Regions from separate parts of the Homo sapiens genome. Here region 2 is linked to region 1. Evidence: chromatin contacts called from ENCODE Hi-C or POLR2A ChIA-PET data. All regions are on one chromosome and are shown on one strand. The core of a region is the stretch at or near the end of the contact, and the rest is flanking DNA. Distances in the headings are between cores, read along the strand shown. Region 1 has its middle 39 kb from the start of LINC00593. Region 2 has its middle 12 kb from the start of PCAT29.

Evidence for each region. Hi-C counts contacts between places; a loop is a spot of excess contacts on that map. ChIA-PET counts read pairs that join two places held with the same protein, here RNA polymerase II (POLR2A). Pooled maps may share reads with other maps.
Region 2: a pooled map shows a loop between it and region 1 (1.9-fold over the local background). The contact joins two enhancer-like sites. A Hi-C loop is called at or near these places in 1 of 50 pooled maps. POLR2A ChIA-PET finds 5 or more read pairs at or near these places in 3 of 52 experiments (WTC11, activated CD4-positive, alpha-beta T cell and naive thymus-derived CD8-positive, alpha-beta T cell).

Annotation. Positions count from the first base shown.
Region 1 is chr15:69,792,935-69,798,724 of GRCh38, forward strand. No RefSeq gene overlaps it. Among named protein-coding and RNA genes, the nearest start is that of LINC00593, 39 kb to the right of the region's middle. RefSeq lists enhancers at 1,361-1,863, 5,505-5,790. Within about 2 kb of position 2,114, at least 14 of the 41 ENCODE cell types and tissues checked have a DNase peak (open chromatin) inside an H3K27ac peak, as active enhancers do.
Region 2 is chr15:69,577,047-69,582,664 of GRCh38, forward strand. No RefSeq gene overlaps it. Among named protein-coding and RNA genes, the nearest start is that of PCAT29, 12 kb to the right of the region's middle. Within about 2 kb of position 1,970, at least 5 of the 41 ENCODE cell types and tissues checked have a DNase peak (open chromatin) inside an H3K27ac peak, as active enhancers do.

The DNA.
Region 1 (5,790 bases), core at 864-3,363:
TCTGACACGTGCTACTCAGACAGGGATGCTCGGGTCCCTGGGAGGATGGACTCAGCACATCTTCTGAGTCAGCTTGGCTTAGCCTTTTCCTCCCTGACGCAGAGCCAACAGGCTGATTGCAGGCCCACCCTCAGAGGCTGGGCCCAGGGCACCTCTCAGCAGGCAAGCAGATCCCCTGGGGGAAACTCAGAGCGGCAGAACTCCTTCACCCAAACTCACCATTCAGGTAAGTTGCTGCTTCTCCCAACATGCTCCCACCCCTGGTTTCCTTACTTGGCACATAGAATTAATGAAACCCATTCTTTCTGTCTACAAAGGTTGTTAGCGGGGTGCCACAAAAGGCAATGGGGAAATACACTGAAAAATATAAACTGTTAAATTACTTTATTCAGGTATCAGTTCTCATACTCTTCTTATAAGGCTGATAGTTATGTTAAATGATTGATTCATTGATTCATTCATTCATTCAACGAAGATCTCATTTGTGAAGCACAACCTAGGTGCTGGTAGACAAAGAACAGCACTTCTGCTCAAGGAGAAAGAAAACGTTGAACTCCTATAGCCCAAGCTCCTGTCTGCAGACGAGGAAGCAAAGTTCAAAACAATCAGGGCCTCCCCCGGCGGCTGGGTTGGCTGGGGCGACAGAGCCACCACTCACCCCCAACTATGTCATGCTCCGTCCCACCTCTGTGCCTTTGCTCACTCTGCCTGACACCTCAAAGGCCCTCTCCACGTCTCTCCCTCCACCCAAATTCTGCCTATTCTTAGAGACTAGCTCCAGACCCGTTTCCCTGATGAGCCATTATATATTTTGGTCCCCCTTTGCTCGGAACTCACTGAGCCCTTACTATCTGCTGTGCTCATCTTAGCACTTGATTTTCTCCAATGGTTTTATGGGGCTATGTGTCATCTCCTCACTTACTGCCCTCTGCCCTGTCTTGGGTGCAGGAGGGGTCAGGGAGGGCTGTTTGCTGATGGCCTGCTGATGGATTTAGCCAGCCAGGGAAGGTGGCAGGCTGACGAGGATCTCATTTTCCCCTCTCGCTGACATGTTCCTAATTCGGCCTTATGAGATTTTTCTGAGATGTCAGCTGTGCTGTTTGGAGCTGGGCTGCAAAAGGCAGTATGTCCAGTGGCAAGGGGAATGGCACGTGGGAAGGGCTTGGCAGAGGGCAGGGGTGTCTGCCGCCTTTCCCAGCCTCCAGCAGGGTCTCGGAATGTTCTGGCCCACTTTGGAGTCTTAAAAGGACATGTTGGGATAAAAAAAACACTTACAGAGATTTTTGGAATGTGGGCCACAGAGAGAACATAATAGAAGGCCAAGGCTAAGGTCCTCCAAGGAGAATCACACGAGACCTGAGGGGGCCTGGGGCCGGGTGCGTGAGGACACATTCTCATGGGATGCCATCTCATAATGAGTGCCAACAGGACAGCTGGCCCCAAAGTGGCATTCCCCAGAAATGACTGCACTGCACTGGGTTTTGTCTCTGTGGCCTGTGACAGACCACTACCCTGTGCCTCAGTTTTCTTGTCTGTAAAAAGGGACAATTGGACTTCATCAGAGGCCACACATTAGTCTCAGGTGCTTTCTTTTTAAATTTGAATTCTTTCTATATTTAAAATGGGAATGTTTTACATTATCATTGTATTTTCTGGCTGTTCTTAAAAAAAAAAAACAAAAACGAATGTCCAGAAATCCTGCGCCTGCTCAGCAATCATCTGTGTGGCAGTCATCCCCCAAGTCCTGGCTTTCCTTTCCCTTGATGTGACCTTGTGTTCCCCTTGGGCATTCAGGCTTGTCCCCAACCCTTGCCCTGGCCACACACTTCCTGGGGTTCCTTCCAGCGTGGGCATCTGTGGTTAGGAGTGGACAGTGGGACGGGAGCTCACTGGGACAAGCAGTGCCTAAGGGCCCGGGCCCTAGGTGCTTAGCACGGCGCCTTCACTACCCACTGAGTGACCCTGGGGAGCCACCTCCCCCGTGCTTTCATTTTCCTCATCTATTAAAAGAGGGAGGTGGTTGAAACCATCAATAAGATCCTTTCAAGCTCTCACTTTTGATTCAGGCAAAAATGCCATTTGCCTGAATGAAATGGAACTGTGATTTCAATGCTGTGGAATGTGGCCGTCCCAGCCCTTGAAAACTTCATGACAGAGAGTGAGAGAGAGAGGAAGGAAAAGAAGGAAAGGGGACCCTAGCTAGTAGTGAGGTCTGAGCAAGTATGTGGCTCAGGCCGACCTGCTGAGACTGCTGGTGGGGTTGAAAGAAGCAACCCAGTCTCCTGGAATTCCTTCCAGGTCAAGGTCTTGGAATGCCTCCAACCCCACCCTTTCCAGAAGCCCAGGGCTCTAGGTTAAAGCTGAGGGTGTACAAATCAAACATTCACAGGGGTGGAGGCACAGCCAAATTTTTGGTGTACTCCGTGCCAATGGAGACTTCCTAATAAGTAGCCAGACTGAGGGAGAGTGTTTGGTCATCACGTGAGCAGGAGGGGCCTGCCCTGGGTGTCAGGAGACTCTGCGGTCACTCCAGCTCTTTCCTAATTGCTATTATTTTATTTATTTGGACTTCAATATTATTGACACCTCAATATTATAAAATAAATATTATTTTATTTATTTGGACCTTATTTATTTCTCATTTGTCAAACGAGCTTGAAGCAAACAAGTAATCGAGTCAACCTGTTCTATCTGACTCCTAAGAGGAAAAACAGGAGAGAACAGAAGCCAAATTCTTGGAAAGAAATGAATGTCCCACCAGGTGGCTTGTGGCGTTTCTTGGGAGAGTCCTCTCTGTGGTTTCTGTATCACATTTTCTCCGGGACAGTCTCACTGGCTCAGTACCATTGGGGGCCTGCCTGGTTCAGCCCCAGCAGACAGAGGGCTCCTTACTAAGCCTTCCAATCAGAGGGGCGCCCGCAAGCAGACAGAGACCTGAAGAAATACACACCACTCAGGGACTCAGCACAACCCACACACTGCTAGCTCTGTGGTCTCCTTAACCTGTACAGCATCCTCCCTGCCTCGGGTACTGAAGAAGGTGGGCAAGATGTCCCCTAGCTGCTGGGGAGGACCCCCAGAATCTTGACAGGCCTTGGGAATAGAGCCCTCTTCTGCAGGCAGTCCTTGGGAAGCTGGACACAGTGAGCTACAGAAGAAGTTTAAAGATCTGTTAGAGGCACAGATGTATCTAAATTCACAGGCAGTACTGTGAAGAGGCCTAGAAGGATGCTGGATTTAGGGGCCTGGCTTTGAAGTCCTGTCCTGATGACAGGGTACTGGTGGCCCATGATTTCATTTTCCTGAAGCCCCAGTTTCTGTACCTGTGTAATGGGGAAACACGCCTGCTGGCCCCCGCACAGCATCGTTGTGAGAAGAGATGGAAGAAGGTAGCTTTCAGGCTGGTTGGATAACTGCTGCCAATGGGAGCATGGAGTTGAGCAGCTGAACTTTTTTTTTTTTTTTTTTCAGACGGTGCCTGTCAGTCTCATTCTTGTTGCCCAGGCTGGAGTGCAATGGTGCAATATCGGCTCACCACAACCTCCGCCTCCCAGGTTTAAGCGATTCTCCTGCCTCAGCCTCCCGAGTAGCTAGGATTACAGGCATGTGCCACCACGCCCAGCTAATTTTTTTTTTTTTTTTTTTTTTTTAGTTGAGATGGGGTTTCTCCAGGTTGGTCAGGCTGGTCTCAAACTCCCGACCTCAGGTGATCAGCCCGCCTCGGCCTCCCAAAGTGCTGGGATTACAGGCGTGAGCCACTGCGTGCCCGGCAGCAGATGAACTTTCAATCGGAGCAATGGTATGATGGAAATGCCTGGGTAGAAAGGGGCTGAGAATGGGGGAGGGAAAGAGAATTGGCTGGATGGAGCCCCTGCCCCATCTCTGTCCCAAGGAGGCTATCAGTAGGGGAAGTAAGAGCCAGGGCTCTGGGCTCTGGAACCAGGCTGGCCTAAGTTTACATCCAAGGTCCCGAGAAGCTACGTGGCCCCAGGCAAGCTGTTGTACCTCTTTCAGCTTTTATTGCCTCTCTGTAAAATGGGGACAATATTCAGACCTCACAGAGTAGTTTGCAAGCTTAACGTGAAAAGGGATAACATATATAAAATGTCTAGTGCAGAGTCAGCACATCATACATGTAGCTGCTGGTATTTTCAACAACGTTTTGCTGTGGCTCACTTCTTCCAAGCAGGTAGTTCTAGGCAGCCCCCAGCCTGAGGATGGGTCCTGGCCCACAGGGAGGATGTGAAATGCTTCCTGGCTGAGGCAAGAATGACTTCAGCATCGGGTTCTGCCCGTGGCTGGAGCTCTGTGCTGCTGCCCTGATGGCTTCCTTGGTGTTGGGGTATCTGTCCTGCCTTGACCCCTGGCCCTGGCATCCCTCATTCCTGACCTAACCTATTCCTTCTTGACTCCTGGGCCTTGCCTCAACCATCCCCTTTTCAGCCTGCCTTGGTGGTGAGTGAGAGGAACTTGGGATCCAAGGCCCTCAATACCCTAGCCTTGAAGGAATCCGTGGAGGCTTACCGGTCTGTATGAAGCCAGTCTAGGGCTCCCCGAGGTGGTGCCTGTCCTATATCCCCTAATTTCCACCCTACAGGCAGAAATGAACTCACAGCTGATTTCTTCCCACCTGAAATTGCTCCTGCAGGCAACCCTAACAGGATCACTTTGAATCCCTGTGAGCTGCTCCTATAGCATCATGACCAAGGGCACAGGTCAGCTCTGAAGCCAGACTGCCTGAGTTTAAAATCCCAAGCCCATGACAATCTAGCTGTGTAACCTTAGGTCAGTGATGAAATTTTTGTGCATCTCATTTTCCCCACCTATAAAGATTTACCACATAGAATTCTCATGTGAATTAAATGAGATAATACAGTTCTTGGCACATAGTACATGCTCAATATATTCATCGTTATTTTCACTCCATTCCTCTGCAAATATCCACCTTAGATTTATGTCCAAATCCCTTCCCACCATCCCATGTTGGTGCTTCTTGGAGGGCGTGGTGCTCCCATGAACTCTCAGTCCTTAGGCCTGAATTTGAAATGTCTGGAGACTGACCTGGAGAGAAAACGAAGGGTCTGAATAATTGAATGGGAGGGATCCACGAAGGCCAGAGAGTGCGCTGGGGCAGCTTGTCTCCTTCTCAACTGCATTCACTCACCTGGATTGAGAAAGCAGAGATGCTGCCAGCTTGGGTAGAATAAGACCTCATCCTAAGGTCCCTCCCTTTGGATACACCACTCTTTCTCTCTGCAAGAAAAGAGAGAGAAAAAAGGTGAATTAAGCACACATCTGAGCCAGGTATGAGCAAGAGGCTGTTTCCGGGACCCCTTCTCCCTCTGACAAGCATCTAAGTTTCTGAGTAAGGAATTGCCCCAAAGACCCCTTTCATGTGCTTAATCCCCTTCCTAACTCAGACCCCGTGTAACCAGAGATACATGTTCATGCATCACCTCTGTCCTCAAGTTTATATCAGTGGCTGCTTCTATCTGGTGAGAAGGTAGAGGGGAGGGGTGGCCTTCTTGTGAGGCTCCATGCCTCACAAGTGCGGCAGTGTGGAGAGGCTGAGCAGGCTCGGCAGGCCAGCAGCACCCTGGGATGGCAGGCCTGGCAGGGCTGGTGCCATGGCAGCTGGCTTCAGGCCCACATCTCCAGTGAAGGCCTCAGAAAGCTTCTGAGCCCACATGAGGTGACTGGACTGGCTGCAAGGAGCTGTGTGAGTAGGAATTGGCCAGGAAAAGTGAACCCCCATTGGGCAAATTCTGGTCCCAGGCCTGGCTGGATCTT
Region 2 (5,618 bases), core at 720-3,219, 220 kb before region 1:
TCAGTATTTACATTTCTCTGGATCATATAAGACCAAGGTCAGGTTAAGTCCATTACTCCTAACCCTAGTTGGCCCAAAGTCAAACAGAAGAGGTTGCCTGTGCACCTGCATCTCTGCCCTTCCTGCCTTCTCTAGGTGCTCTTAGCTCTGCATTTCTGCTCCTTCCTGCGGGGGCAGGAGGTTGGGCCTGACTCTGAAGCCCTAGTAGGGCCTGTCTTCCAGAAAGACAAGCACGTAGACACTGCAGGCAGCCACCTTGGGGTGGGGAAGGGAACACCCGCCTGGCATCTGGCTGTTCGCTGGGTGGGGATGCCTCTTTCTGCTGCCTTTGTTACCCTTTTCCCTCACCACTGCCAGCACTCAGGCTCCATAGTTAAAAGGCGGCACCAGGTTCTTCCCAGCAAGAACCTCAGGAGCTCTGGAGGCACCTTCTGGGTGGGGTTTGGTTGGATAAGCAAAGCATCTCCTTCAATCCTTCAGCCTCCATTCTGCTCAGTCCCTGGAAGGTCGGGTGGTAGCATGGGAGGAGGCCACCTCCTAAGCTTCCCCCGCCCTCCCCAGTGCCCCTGTTCCTCTGAGCTCTGGAGGTCACCAGGGCGCTGCGGAGCTCATTGCAAGCTGCCCTGGCTTGTTATCGGTCTTGAGAGACTCGTCTCTCTCTAGCTGCCTGTAAACCTCTGGGACCTGATGGATGGGTTTTGTTGTTTTCCTTCCCCCTGACTTGTTGGTGCTGTCACCTCCAGTCCCTGGTGGATGGACATCTTTTTATTCCAGCAAACCCACTACCTGTACTACCCATTCACTTAGTCATTCACTGAGGCTCACCATTGGCCATAAGATCACCAGGGCCTAGACACACAGAGGGGTGTGAGCACAGAACACAGTCCTTGCAGGGCTCTGGGTTTTGTAGGTGTGAGATGTGCCCGAGGCCTGCCAATTCACGGTGGCAAGTGCCCTGATGATGGCTGCACTGGCTCGTATGGGAACATTGCGGGAGGTGCATGGGGCCGCTTCTCAGAGGAGGCGATGTTTGAGCTGAATTGGAGGAAAAACAGTAAGGGTTCCCTAGATGGGGGTGGAGGGCTGGGAGAGAACTTTCTGGAAAGGGCACATCAGTCTGAGGGAAACACCTACATGCAGGCTGGCAGGTGAGAGGACAGAGTCCTTTCTGGGATCAGGACTGTTTGGGGCCACTGGAATAAGTGCAGGAGACTGGAGACAAGGCTGGGGAGAAGGCGGGACTTTGGTCATGGAGGTACTTGGAGTCTTTATCCTGTAGGTGGTGTGAAGACCAGAAAGGAGGCTGTTGCACTAGTTCAGGAAGAGAAGAGGAGGTGGGCGACAGAAGTAGAGGCAGCGCTCTGAGGGACCTTGGGCAGGTGGAAGCCACAAAACTGGATGGCCATGAGGGCAAGGTGAGGAGGAGGGGGAGGCGAGGAGGAGAGGGAGGCGAGGAGGAGGCGGAGGAGAGGAGGAGGGGGAGGCAAGGCCGACTCCAGGTCTCCTACTCAGGTGGCTCATGGCTCGGGGCCACTCGCTGCTCACCAATCCTGTGAGCAGAGGAGGAGCAGATATGGTGTAGGGTGCATATGTGAATCCAATTTTGGTGATGCTGAGGTTTGGATGCCCGAGGCCGCTCAGGAAAGGACATCCAACAAGCATTTGGTGTCAAGTTTGGCAAAGAGATCTCTTCTGGAGAATTGACTTGGGCACCATCGGCATTAGGCAGCATTTGGACCTCTGTGATGTAGATGACGTGATTAAACGGCAGTGTGTAAAGACAGGAAGAAGGCCTATGCAAGACCTCGGTACTGGCATAGGAGGGGCTAGGAGGGCAGGGTATGACGGAGGCTGAGAGGAGCACTGTGGAGAAGGAGCAGGTAACATGCTTGAGTGCTGCACAGACTGAGTCAGACAGGACTTGGTCTGACCACTGGCAGGAAGCCCGTTGGTGCCCTTGGCTTGAGTTCAATGGCAGAATGGCAGAAGAGGGTGTAGGCTGTGAAACTGACGCAGGAGAGGCAGGCTGCCGCAGCCACTCCTGACGGCACAGCTTTGAGCTCCGTGCTGGGTGTTCAGTGCTCGGGATAACACATGTGCAGTAAACATTTCTAGAATGACCCACTTTGGGGGTTGAAGAGACTTTTTTGTTTTTAAAATAGGTGGGACTTGAGCATCTCACCTCTCCCACCCCCCAGCCCCTGAAGTGAGTCAGAATCAGAAAGGTAATGGATAGGAAGTTTCCAGTTCTTATCCAGATCTGGAAATTCTGATCTAACCCGGGAAAAATGTTGAGGTCTGTTTAGAAAGACATGAGTGCTCCCTGGGGGCAAGAGAGCCTTTTCTCTGGGGCCTTTCCAGTAGCCCCAGCCTCACCGGTCACCTCCAGGTGGTGAGCTGGGCATTTAGGGAAGCCGTGCCTTTTGGCGCTAAGCTGCTGTTTTTGCAAGACTGGGCGGCTGGAGATCCTTTCTCAAGTCAGCAGCCATCCCAGGGAAGAAGGACCAGAGTAGGAGTGCTGGGCTAGGATCCTGGTCCAAGCTCTGCCATTATCGTATGTGAAACAGTCATCTCTCTGGGCTTCAGTTTTTCCATCTGCAAAGCAAGAATTCCAACACTACATTCACAGGAGTATCTGAAGGATAAGATGAGATAATAGATGCAGAGGTGATGTGAAAAGTAGGAAGTGCTTTACATGTGCCAGTTTTCTTCATTCATTCACTCTCATTCACGCATGTACTAATTTAGCAAAAAATGATGAAGCATCCATTAGATGCTATAATTGCAAATTGCTAAGTGTTCAGGGCAGAGCAAGTGGACAGACTTTGTAACAAAAGCCTGCTTTTGACTATTTTATCCCTGCCCCCACTGTCTGCAGAAGAAAGAGAAGGGTAGAGCTGATGGGTCAGTGGGCATCTGTGCCCTAGGCTGGGGGTCATCACTAGCCCTCATTTTGCCCTGCAATCAGTAGACTCTGTGCGTGGGATTCTGTGATGGGAGGAATTTTCTACCCTCTTTGTTCTGGTAGGGAAGAGTTTACAATGAGTAGGGTCAAGGGTTGTTTTCTGCTTTGTAGTGTTGATTCCAGAGGCTGCCTCATCTGTTGTCTGGCAGCAACGGCACACTGGCCATTGACATGGGCAAAGGTCACTGTACTGAGATGTGAGTGCAACAGAATCATGGGGCAGCTTTAGCAGACCATCATCAGAGACAGCTCAGTGGATGCAGCTGCCTTCTGAGGATAAAAGATTTGGATTCAACTCGGGTGGGTGAACTTGGACAAGGTGCTTAACCTTACCAAGACTCAACTTCCCTATCTGTAATAGGGGACTCTTAATACCTACCCTTTATGCTTGGTGAAGATAAAGTGAGAGTCATGAGAGAATGTCCTCCTCTCCTTCTTCCATTGACGTCAATTCATGATCACTGACCTCATCGGGCAGTTATCTGACTCAGGTGTATCAGATCTAGCGGGTACAGTGACCTCTGTGCCACTCATACGCCCCTCAGTTATTAGGTACCAGGCTTCTGGTGATGTGAAGAGTGTCTGTTGTAGCCACTGTTTCTGAATTGTTAATAAAATAAGACAGCTCTGGTCTGGAGGAGAGTTGGGGAGAAGCCCAGGAGTCTGCTTAAACCCCATGTCCAGGTGGGCATCCCCGACTGCTCTTCTTCCCTCCCTAAAGGTTCTGGGGATTCAGCCTGTTGCAACTTCCTCATTAACCCTTTCACCCATCATGGTGCTCATGGTGGGGTTCTGTCCCTGAGCCTGGCTGGGGAATGGAAAGAAGCCTCTCAGCATGCCACCACTCCCCTCACCGTTCCCAAAGACAAGCACTCTGGCCATTTGCATAATGGGGGCTTTATCACTAATCAGAGAAGGTAAACACACCAGGCAACAAAACAGTAAGCACATAGAAAGGCAAAGTTTTCAGAAATCTACAAATCCCTGATGCCGCAGGCCCTCACACATGGAGGCCCTACTGGACTTATTCTTTCTGTGCCAGGCTGGGTGAAGAGGACAGGAGCTAGCAGCTTTGATCCGCTCTATCATCACACTTGCAGTTTCAGGGGACTTCCAGACCAATCAACCACTCACTCCATCCCCTTTGCCTACCCCAACGCTAGCCCCTCTGTCCCAGCATTGTCTGGATCTCTACTTTGTCTTTGCCTGTCTCTGAACTGTGGGCTCCTTGAAGGGAAGAAGAAAGGTATTTTCTTCTTTCCTGTGTCCTCAGAGCTATCATATGTTTCCAAGAAGGGGATGGGGAAGTTTGGCCTCAGGTGTGAGGAGTAGTTGCCTGGGTCATTGGCTCACAGTGGGGGTGTTTCTGGGGTCCATGCAGTTACTCAGATGGTGCTCACCTTGCTGGGCTCTGTCCTACTCTCTCCTTCTTCTAAAGCATGCTTCTGGGGTGTGACAGGTACACTCAGAGGGATAGCCATCAAAGTGCATTCCTAGCTTATCCTTCCTTCCATCGAACTGCCTGCTGAGTGGTTTGCCCCAGTAAGAATTCGCCAAGTTCTTGTCTTAATTCTATTCTATTACACCTCATAAAGGTTGTAGCCCAAACGACTCTGAGTTTCAGGACCACAAAGCATCAGTATAGGAGGAAGCCTTGGAGAGTGTGTGGTCTGTCTGAAAAAAAATAAGTGGATAAAAAATGGGATGGTGCCTCCTCAAACATGAGTGTCTTTGTCAATGATCCCACTAGCCTTCTGGGCCACAGCCAACATGGAGGGCTAAGGTGGGCATGGTTCTAGTGCAAGTCCCTGAACAGGTACACGCCATCTGTCAGCAGGCATCTGCAGATGTTCAGATTTGGGCAGCCTGGCAGAAGATTTTGGGGTGCAGGCGATGGTTGGATTTTTCAGATTAAGCTTTGAGGTTTAACTACCCATAAATGACTTCAAGGTCTATTGCATGCCACCATTTGTAAATTGGCTGAAGTGGAATGTGAATTGTTGGTGTTTGAGGCTCATAAAAGGGAATGAGATTTGGCCTGGGAAGGGTCTTGTCCATTGACCAGTATCTCATCCCAATTTGCCCTCAAGTGTTCAAACTCATGAATGATAACCAAGAAAGCCAACTACTGGGGTTGTGGGTAGCAGTGTGGAGGAAGAGGCCATGGAGAATAAGAAAGTGAAGATTTTAAGCCAGAAAATAGAAACTTGAGGTAACTTAAGCTTTTCTTTTTTCTTTTTTTTTTTTTGAGATGGAGTCTCACTCTGTCATCCAGGCTGGAGTGTAGTGGGGCAGTCTCAGCTCACAGCAGCCTCCATCTCCCAGGTTCAAGCAAATTCTCCTGCCTCAGCTTCCTGAGTAGCTGAGATTACAGGTGCACAACACAACCCTGACTAATTTTTGTATTTTTAGTAGAGATGGGGTTTCACCATGTTGGCCAGGCTGGTCTTGAACTCCTGAACTCAGGTAATCCACCTGCCTTGGCCTCCCAAGGTGCTGGGATTACAGGTGTGAGCCACTGTGATTGGTCATAATTTTCAGGTATATATATATCTGAAATAAAAAATATATATATATATATTTATTTTACCATATGAGATAAGTTGTGTTTTATACTATGTCTTAGTCCATTTTCTGCTGCTATGACAGAATA